Linked DNA regions of Homo sapiens: region 1 is linked to region 2. A link is a loop called in an ENCODE intact Hi-C map of the cell type or tissue named here. Cell type or tissue: dorsolateral prefrontal cortex. All regions are shown on one strand. Links, peaks and the distances in the headings refer to the core of each region. The heading gives the core; the rest is flanking DNA. Region 1 has its middle 58 kb from the start of MPPED2. Region 2 overlaps LOC102723403 (a long non-coding RNA gene).

Evidence for each region. Hi-C counts contacts between places; a loop is a spot of excess contacts. Peaks named below come from ENCODE experiments on the same cell type or tissue, not always from the same donor. Only the 100,000 strongest peaks of a DNase experiment are listed, where the experiment ranks them.
Region 1: it touches region 2 in a loop (2.5-fold over the local background); 32 of 110 quality-filtered maps call a loop at or near these places.

Annotation. Positions count from the first base shown.
Region 1 is chr11:30,641,792-30,647,177 of GRCh38, reverse strand. No RefSeq gene overlaps it. Among named protein-coding and RNA genes, the nearest start is that of MPPED2, 58 kb to the right of the region's middle. In dorsolateral prefrontal cortex, for the core only: no CTCF peak of the experiment used is centred there; no DNase peak of the experiment used is centred there.
Region 2 is chr11:30,356,730-30,362,115 of GRCh38, reverse strand. LOC102723403 (a long non-coding RNA gene) reads left to right here. Exons shown (of 4, transcript XR_001748162.1): 1 at 1-325; 2 at 665-871; 3 at 1,545-1,628; 4 at 5,215-5,386. Among named protein-coding and RNA genes, the nearest start is that of ARL14EP, 36 kb to the right of the region's middle. In dorsolateral prefrontal cortex, for the core only: no CTCF peak of the experiment used is centred there; a DNase peak (open chromatin) is centred at 3,325.

The DNA.
Region 1 (5,386 bases), core at 175-5,174, 290 kb before region 2:
AACAACAACAACAACAAATAAGTGTCCCCCCTGCTGTACAATTTTCCAACACAATGGATAATTTGGAAAGTGCCACATTCTGTCAGTACAAAGAGGAGAAGTGGAGATGATCTTTGAGGGAAGAATTGGTCTTGTGTTTTGAGACTACTTTTGTTTTCAAAGCTAGATTTGGGTTCTGGTTTCAGAAAAATCCAATGAAATCTTGAAAAAAAAAACAACTCTCATTATATCTTCAAAATTGATTTACAACATGACATATATGGAAAAGGGAAAAAAGCTCATAAAATTGAATGTTGGATCCTTGAAATCTATATATCTGATAATGTGGTGGTTAGACATGTCAAAAATGAAATTTCCCGTTCATCTTGACAAAATTAAATTTAAATGTCTTTTTCGGTTTTCTATGTTTAAAATTTTGAAAAATGGATTGAAGATAGCAAATGTCTGTATCTTCTTTTTTTTCTGGAACTTGAAATAATTTCATGTGAGTGGCCTAATTATAATATGCTACAGTCTGTATCATCTCCTAAAGCAGAGAAAGACTCATTGAGACTTTTTTCATGTTAAACATGAAAGAATTTTAATGCTGTAAAGGTTGTTTCATATAATCTAGTCTAAGGTAAAGAAATGGGTTTTTATCTCATATGTCACTTTTAATGTATTGATTGAGTTGCCTGGCTTGCTGGATTGAAAGAGATTCATTCAGAAGCCCCATACATGCTGAACAGGGCACTAGGTTATAATTGATTACTAAAGATGGGCCTAGCCATGAAAAGCAAATATGGTGGTAAACATGTCAAGAATTTTTTTGTCCCAGCTGATTCATGAGATTAACGAAGCTCAATAGTGCCCATTCTCCTTCAGCATCCTCCTCACTATCAATGCCAGTTCTTCATCAGGTTTCCTAGTTGATAACATTTACCTACACTCTGTCATCATCTTATTATCTCTTAAGTTTCAAATCTAGCTCTATTGGGGCTTATCACTCCCATACTAATTCCTGGAAGCCATTGAAACACATCTGTTGGCATCTCATCTCTGCAGACCTCAAAGTGTCAATTACGCTGTAAAAAAATGCATTGTTAGATTATTTGAGGCCCCATAATTATAGGTACTCTTTAATTACAACCTATTTGAACCAAACTCTGACAATGATTGTCCAATTCATTCTATCGGGTATTAATTTGGGGATGGATGGCTCATGGTGCATTTGGGGGAAGGTATTTTTTAGATACTTTTGATAAAATTGTCTAGACATGATTATCCTTTAACAGGTTTCCACTTGCCTGTTGTCAATTCTGCTACCAATCCAAAAAGGATTTCACCTCTTCAGATCACAACTTTGAGATGAGGTCCTGCTCCCCTTTTTTTCCTTTTCTGCCTCTTTCTCCACATCCTAACCATTAGTGTCAGTTGCATTTTTTTTTTTAGAAGAAGCAAAATCATGCCAAGAAAGGATATCAGTAAAATCTCTATATGGATGCTAAAATTCTCAAGGATAATGATAAAATTCATGTATAAAGCCAGGTGCGGTGGCTCACACCTGTATTCCCAGCACTTTGGGAGGCCGAGGCGGGCAGATCATGAGGTCAGGAGTTCGAGACCAGCCTGGCCAAGAGACCAGCATGGCTAATATGGTGAAACCCCGTCTCTACTAAAAATACAAAATTAGCCAGGCTTGATGGCACATGCCTGTAATCTCAGTTACTCGGGAGGCTGAGGCAGGAGAATCACTTGAACCCGGAAGGCGGAGTTTGCGGTGAGCCGAGATCGCACAATTGCACTCCAGCCTGGGCAACAAGAGCAAAACTCTGTCTAAAAAAATAATAATAATATGAATGGCTACTTCATAGGCAGCAACCTGAAGGCTGTTGGTTGCCCATTTTTATGGTTGTTTATTGATTGTATGCTAAACAAGGGGTGGATTATTCAGGCCTCCCCTTTTTAGACCATACAGGGCAACTTCCTGATGTTGCAATGGCATTTGTAAACTGTCATGGTGCTGGTGAGAGTGCAGCAGTGAGGATGACCAGAGGTCTCTCATCACCGTCTTGGTTTTGGTGGATTTTGGCCGGCTTCTTTACTGCAACCTGTTTTATCAGCAAGATCTTTGTGACCCATATCTTGTGTTGACCTCCTATCTCATCCTGTGACTTGGAATGCCTAACAGTCTGGGAATGCAGCCCAATAGGTCTCAGCCTTATTTTACCCAGCTCCTACCCAAGATGGAGTTGCTCTGGTTCAAACGCCTCTGACATACTCCCCCCTCTCTTTTACAAGAGAATTTTCTTTTTTTTTTTTTCCCAGGACAGTGTTGCTCTGTCACCCAGGCTAGAGTGCAGTGGCGCAATCTTGGCTCACTGCAACCTCCACCTCCCAGGAGAACTCTTAATCTTAGGGGTTGTAGAGAGACAAAGATCCGTCTTCTGTAACTTCTTCATGCTGAACAAGGGTGATAGTATTCCTACCTAACTATTGGGTCTGTTGTATTCAGGATAGAAAGGAGCTCAGTCAGAAAGCCGTGGTTGGCAAGGGTCACTTATAATTTTCGAGTTCTGACAAAAGGTGATATCTGGAAGATTAATAAGTGCTCAGTGTAAGAAAACGGTGAGTAAGCTTATCCTGCATTCCTACACATAGAGTACAACAGCAATATATTCCACAACAGTAAAGCAAAATAAGTAAAATTATCCAAGTAAACTAAATTAGAAGGCTTTCTATGAACTGGGTTACTGTTGGAACCAAGCTGTTATAGAGTTGCTAGCTGATTACAATATGCCTAGAATTAGAATATTGGTTCAGATTTTTACATTACCCATCTTTCTTGTTTCTTTTCAGCAGCAGCCAGAGATCACTGATTACTTCACAGGAATACTCAAGGTCAGCCTAAAAAGCAGGAAAAAAACTTAAAAAAAAAAACTGATAAAACTAGAATCTAATAACCGGTGTACCATAGTTCTTGAAACATAATATTTTCTCTCCAGTTTCCCATTTTTGCTAAAGGCAAATCATAATAGGACTGATTTGTTTGTAAATATAAGCCTTAGTTTTATACTTGGCCTGATTATTTGTATAAAGTGCAGCAAGAATAATTATTTTTCACATAGGCTTTTTAAATTGGCTTTGACGGAACTTTGTTCCATAGAAGGAATTTTAGATAAGACTTTTTTAAAGCCAAGCCCAACCACGGGTTTGTACCCTCAAATACCTGTGAGTTGGGTAAATTCCTTTTCTCTTGAGGTCCCTTACTTAACACAGGATTCTTGAGGAATCCTGTGAGCATGCCATTCCAGTCAAAGCCTTTGTAAAATAACCAGTTTCTCCAATTGTGCCCTGTTGCAAAAGGAAACAGATTCTTATTGCACTTATACAAAGAACTGTATTGCCATAAGTTAAAAATACTCACAAATAGTTCTCAAATTCTGGAGAAATTAGGTAAAGAGAGAAACAAATATGCTCCAAATTTTGTTCACAGGAGTATACTTTACTCAATTGCTACAAGCTGGAAATAGCTCAAAATAAAAGTTTTCTTGACTCTGAAAAACAGAGCAAAGGATCAGCAACGTTTTAAGCAAAAAAGTAAAAAAATATTAATTCAGTCTTCCATTAGTCTATTCCGTTAACTCCAATTCTGCTTGATAGTCATGAACATTCTGGCTTTCCATGAGAGCCCTGAAAGTTTTTTTCTCTATTCTAATGTCACAATCACCAAAGTTATCAGAAACCTGCATTTAATAACACCTGTTAGAGTCCTATGGCTGATTATAAACCAGCTTTTAAAAAGGATCAAAACAAGACAACAGTTGTCTATGGATGATAAAATGTCTTAGGAGAGCCGCTATTAAAGCCACAACTGAAAAGGAAATATTGGTTACTTCTGTGGCATATAACAATTTTATATAACAATTATAATTATTAATAACATACATTAAGCCATATCAGATTTATAGGAGTTTCTCATAATTTTGGAACACAGACCAATAACACATTTATACAAATACAGCCCAAAGAAAAGCAAACATCATTTCATATTTGACACTGCTTCCTGTATGACTTTTATACCAAATAAGCCAAATTTCACCTTTACATTAGTATACTACTAATGTTAAACTCCAATTTTTAATAAAACTTTATACATAAATCTATCCAATCTTCATCAGTTTGACCATAAGATAAGATTTTTATAAACCTTCTATAAGCCTTTACAGATTTTCTCATAAAGAGCAGATGAGTACTCTTAGAAAACCTTGTTGTGCTTTTAGTCCAAGGCTCAATTTACGGAAAAACTGAGTAATACCCCTTTAGCTTTAGCCAGTATGTTCACACACAGAATTTTTTACAAGATTAATTTTTCACAAACTTTTCACAATTTGCTCAAACCTTCAGCTTTATTCTATCTAACTTAAAACAATCCTTTAACCTTTTAATCTAGGCAAAAAAAAAAAAAAATCCACATTTCCATGCCTTCTTATAATCTTTTACAAAAACACATTTCATTTTCTTTACATACCTTGCATGTAAAACTGTTTCTTCAGTAGTCTCAGTTACGTGGTATAATGTTAATTCTTAGCAACTTTTACCAATAATCTTTAAAACTATTTTTATTTCCCAAAGATTACTAAATCCATGTGAACCAAAAGGCATTACACTTTTTACTTTTCTCACAAAATATTTAATTGGTTATTATTTTTAAGCCAATTAAAGCTCTTTCATATATAAACATCATACACATAATACATATAAATACACAGGCAGACAGAACAAGATCCAGTAGTTGTAAGATTTTTCATTCACCAGTTCTTTAATTGGATTACTGACTTTAGGGTGCAGCCTTTGGAGTAACAGGGTCAGGAAAGTATGCAGTGTTTAGGGCCTAATAAGCAAACACAGTTGGAAGGAAAAACAGATCTCCAAAAATTAGGGGTCCTCTTTTTTTTTTTTTTTTTTTTTTTTTTTGAGACAGTCTTGCTCTGTTGCCCAGGCTGGAATGCAGTGGCGTGATCTCAGCTCACTGCAACCTCCGACTCCTGGGTTCAAGCGATTCTCCTGCCTCAGCCTCCTGAGTAGCTGGGATTACAAGTGCCTGCCACCATGTCCAGCTAAATTTTGTATATTTAGTGGAGACAGGGTTTTGCCATGTTCACCAGGCTGGTTTTGAACTCCTGACCTCAGGTGATCTGCCTGCCTCATCCTCCCAAAGTGCTATGATTACAGGTGAGAGCCACCGCACCCGGCCAAGGGTCCCATTTTTATACCAGATGCTGGATCCCCAAAAAAGAGGGAATCAGCCCATTCCAAAACTATATTTCCTACCTAGATATTACACACTAAAGCTCTCTCATAATGCAAAGTAATTTCTGATAACCCCCAAAATCAAAAACATCAG
Region 2 (5,386 bases), core at 316-5,315:
ACATGCCAGGAATTGTTCCAGGCACAAAGGATACAGCAGTGTATAAAATACTGTCCTCATGGAGCTTATATTCGAGTGGAGAGACAGGCAATAAATGAGATTGGAAAAGTTAATTATATGATATGTTAGGAAAGAGGATAGAAATTGTTTGGCAGGTGGGAGAGGTTGAAATTTTAGATAGGATAGATCTGGAAGTCTCTATCGAAGAGGGACAATTAAGACTTGACTTTGCCATGTAGGCACTGAAGGGCAGTCCAGATGGAGGGAAGAGCAAGTGCAAAGGCCCTGAAACAGAAATGTGCCCAGAATGTTCAAGGACTCACAGGTAAGCCAGTGTGCCTGGAGGAGGCTGGAGAAGGAATTAAGACATTGGGTGAGTGGTTGGCTGGTGGCCTGGTGATGAGGGATTATAGAGACTTTGTTTTTACTCTAAGTGAGATGGGAAGCCTTTAGATATCATTGTTTTGTACACTTTAAAGTAATCTTTGACAAGAAATTGTGGAAGGTGAAATAGGAAATATAAGAGTGTCTATCTAGGGGGTATAGAGTTGAGAGTGGAAAAATGGAAAAAACCTGCTTTTCCATGTCAACAGGTCTTACCCAGCCAACTTCCAAATTATTTCCATCTTATTTTGAAATAATTCCATCTTATTTCCACTGAAAGATCTAACTTGGCTGAAGGCAAGGCTTCGGGGTCAATAAGGAGAGCTGATTGCAGGACTATGCATCACCATCTGATTACCTGGGTGTGCTTCATGCTCTCGTGTGTGTGTGACATTGTCATGGATGCAATGTTCTCCTCAGAACATGGAATTCAACCTGCTGTCCTCTCTCAGTAACAATAATGAAGCTTTTAAAGCATCCCTGAAAGGTATGTCCATTTCTTTTTCTCCTTAAATATGATTGGGAAGTGATTAATTAGAGTGAGAAACAGACAATAACTCAAAAGAACAAAGTGGTATGGGTAGGGACCATAGTTTGGTCTTATGGCTAAAGAGTGATTGGACAAGTTATTGAAACAAATTTCTCTATGTCTTAGGGAATTTGAATGTTGACTTTCTTGGTGAGACTATATCAGTGGTATGCATTTCATAATCATCTTTTATTCTAGTATTATGACTCAGATTTAAGGTGTATCTTTTATTCATGTCAACAAGTATAAACACATGCTTGAATGTTTTTCTCCTTTAGTCCAAGGTGATATTAATCAGAATTCATTTCAGATAAAAATCTCAACATGCACTTGAACTCAAAGGTGAGAGTGCATTCCATTCTGTTCTCACTTTATGGAGCAACTCTTCTGCCAGCTCTGGCTTGGCAACTTGACTCTTTTGCAAAAGTTGGTTCTCAGGAGCTCCTACAGAGTGGAAAAAAATCCTTGATCCCAGTCTTAAAGATAAGAGGGATTAGCTCCTTGGTGCTTCATAAGGTTTGTGACATTCGAGGCGATTCTGTGAATTTCAAAATTTTAAACCTTGTTTATGTTTTGTGAAAGTAAAATTTAAAATTGTTTAATCCAATTCTGCTCCTTCTATTCATTTCAGAGTTATCGTGGAAGGATTTGCTAAAGGACCAAAGACAACTGCCAACCTCTTCAAAGGCAATTTTCCTGCATCAGTGTCACACAGGTAGATTGCTTGGGACTGCATTTATTCATTTCCCAATTTTTTTAAATCGTACTTCACCTTGGATTAATTGCTTGACAATGTCAATCCATTTCTTTGTGGGATCCCCAAATGGGAATTCAATCACTGCCTCTGATCAAGTGGGGAACCTTCATCTGCTTGGGATGACAAAGATCTGCAGTCTCCTCACCCAGCTACCTGTTCATCAGTTAGTCCCTTTGGCAGAATCATCCATGCCATTGGAACACTTGGGGATAGCCTGCCTGATTAGTTAAATTTTTCTTTGTCACCTCGTGAGCCTGCCTTGTCCAACTCTGTAACTTTGAATGTGAGGAAAAACTGGCTGTTTGTGTAAACATAAATGCCTCTTCACAACTGAACACTTTCCACCCTTGTATTAGGATGGTGTGCATTTCCACTGTTTGCCTGTTACTGTCACCCCACAGCTGCTCTGGGAAGCAATGCAGAAGGTTCCCTCCCTGAGTTCTCCGACCACAGTGGACGACTCCAGTGGCTTCAAGAAACATCCATGACAGTACTGGGGATCATTCGTTGGTTTCACAGTGTAGGGCCTGGTTTGTGATTCTCTCTAATGGCAGACCAGGCCTCTGGACCAGAAATGGGGCCATGGAAAGTGGCATGAAAGGATCTCAGCAACAGGAATAAACAGATTTGGTTCTAGCAGTGCTTGTTTCATTAGATATTTCAACCTGCTTAAGTGGAGAAATAGTAGACTTGAACCAATTGAAAAAACCCAGAACGATACACACCAATTTGCTGAGTCCTGAAAAGAATGCAATTCCAAATCTATTCATCTACCGAAACCATGACCCAAACCAATATCACCACCAAACCTACCCACCCCACCAAACACACACTCTGAGAAGGGAGAGAGGATGCGGAATAAGGACCAAAGGATTAAAGAAGAATGTCAAATAATTCTGCATAGTAAACCTGAACTAAAGTAAAATTATATCAATCCTCCTTTTCCCATCAAAGACTGAGCATTCTGGTTAATGAAATAATTTAAGGTACAGTAATTTGCTTTCACGGAAACACAATTTTCCAACTTATGAGTAACTTATATGTACAGTGGGAATCAAAGTATCCTTTTAGTCTTTAATAAACCAAGCATTATAATGAAGATAGTGTCTAAACAGCTTTCTCCTTTTAGTGGTCCGCACCAAAGAAGATAAATAGATGGGCTTAGCTACAGAAAGGCAGCCTCCACAGACAGGAGGTGAATGCATCCTTCTTCTGCATGTGGTGCTGAGAATTGGGAGGGCTTGCAAACTTCACCGGACAGGTGTATCCTTCTTTTGCTCTTCACAGTTAAGGATCTGGAACATTCCAGCTCCTTGGCAGCAAGGAAGGTTACCAGATGTAAAAGAACGCAAAGGGTATCTCTGGAGGAGAAAAGTCTTTCAGGCTCTTGGGACTCTTTGGACCCTTGTTAGAAATTGTGTGTACCCTACTCTCCTGGCCTGAGGAAGAACCGATGCTTGGCGAAGGCTGAGGTTTAGATGTATGGCCACAGTGGCTTTGCAGCTCGTTTTCTGAACCAGTCCAATTCGGAGGCAGATCGAGATTAAGCTCAAAGAGAAGAATTTTAGGCATGGGATAAAACTTAATTTTCCTGATGAGAGAAATGAGAGCTAAAGTGAGAAAGTGCTAATGAAAGATTCCAGGCAAAGAAGGCAGGGCCAGCTGCCAGTTTACAAACTGAGCTTGGCAGACAGACAGTGGAGCTCTGACAGGGAGTTTCTCTGTGCATTTTAGAAGAAGGCAGAATAGATCTAAATGCAGCCAACCTATTGATTTATTCTCTTTGTACTGGACATGGCTTTTTATTAAAGAAAGCAGATATTCAATAGTGTTAACTAGTAATGGGAATTGACTTTTCACTAATTGCACAGACCTTGGCATTAATACACTTTAATGGAACCTGGGCTCTGTGTCCCTCAGATCAATCCCGAAGTTTTTCTCTAACTCTTTCTGGTCAAAGGATATGAATGGCATTGTAACCGAGGAGACCTTTTTTAATCTTTTTTTTTTTTTTAATTCATGGAATGAATAGGCTGAGGAACTTTCTTTTATTCCAAGAGACCAGAGAGAGGGGTAGTTCTGTGACTTCTAAAATACATAGAAACTTTGTGGGTCTGAACTGACTTTGGAGCTTGGTGTTGGCAATTTAAAATTCAGTTGTGAAGGCTGGAAAAGAGTTTAGCTTCCCATGCACCTGGCTGGGTCCTGCCCTTGCTGGATTTTCTGAGGCAGACGAATCACCACTTATTTATCATTCATTTGTTAGATTTATTAAAAGTAAATAGGATCCCTGACAGCTGCTGGGCTCATATGCAGACCTGGAGCCAAGGATATGAGAATATGGGTAGCCCTGGCAAACCTCTACAGCAGAATCTGACCTCACCAAAGGGAAAGTAGCATGGCATACCAGATCCTGCCATGGACAAGGACATTCCTGAAGGCCCCAGGATGGCAAATGTCCCAACTCCAGTTCTCCAGGAATTATTGTCAGATTCTTTCTCCAGCCACAGAATATTAGGAGGATCCTCTAAGACAATGATGCTTCAAATCCAAAGCATGAGACTTTGAGGTTCTCAGGGAGGATGTTTGTCTCTTATTAATCTTTGAATATGACAATTCCTGGAGTCAGGGCCAGACAAACCCGGTTTAATTTATAGTTTTACCTCTTTCTAGCTTGGTGGTAATAAGTCAGTCTCTGTGAGCCTCTATGTCTTCATTTGCAAAAAAGAAAGAAAGAAAATAGAAACACATGATTCAAAGGGTTGTTGAGGGATTCAAATAAAATACTGTATGTAAAGCTTTTAGCTCATTGAGGGCTCCTTCAGTGAATGGTAGTTATGATTATCATCATCTTTGAATCCTTCGCACTTAGACATTGGGCATTTTGTAAATGTAAGTTCAGTGAATGGGTTCATTCTTTGATTCAACTAATTTTGTGCCTGTTACATGCCAAGCACTATTCTGCAGTGCACAGACACACCTCCTGACCTCATGGAGTGTACAGTTTGGTGGGAATACAGGAACAGAGAAGTAAATGAATGGATAAACTGTCTGAAATTTAATTTTGGATAGTAATAAGTTCCATGAAAGATATTAAGCAAGATAAGAGGATCGAAAGTGATTTTGTATATGTTTGTGTGACAGAGAGAGAGAGAAAAAGAAGAAAGAAAGAAAAGAAAGAAAGAGAAAGAAAGAAGAAAGAGTATAGCAAGTGAAGGTCTATGGGTGAGACAAATGAATAAATATAAACAGAGATTTCTTCAGGTACTTATAATGCATCTGCCCTACTTGTTTTAATACCTTTGGCCAAGTGTTCACTCAACAACATATCTCTGTACTTGATGAACTCTTGTGCTGTAGTTTCTCTTTACCTAGTGAGGTGAGATAACTCCCATTAGGTGAGTGTCTTTATTTGTTTTCATCCTTGACCTTGGGTCCTTTTTCCTAAAGTGTCCCCCACCTCCATCCCAGGACTTCATCTCAAAAATAAACATAAAAGGCAGGAAAATGCCTCCCTTTTCATATCTGACTTCTGTACTTCCAGGCTTGCCTTCCAGAAGTGGACAGCCATGGATTCAAGATGTGTCAAAATTGGAAGGAGCTTTGTTTCTATTTGGCCCTGAAAAGTGTTCCACAACTGGACTGCCATATTGAATTATTTTCAGCAGTAGAAATTCTTCGATGGCCCATTTCAGACCAGCCTCTAATTTGAAAGT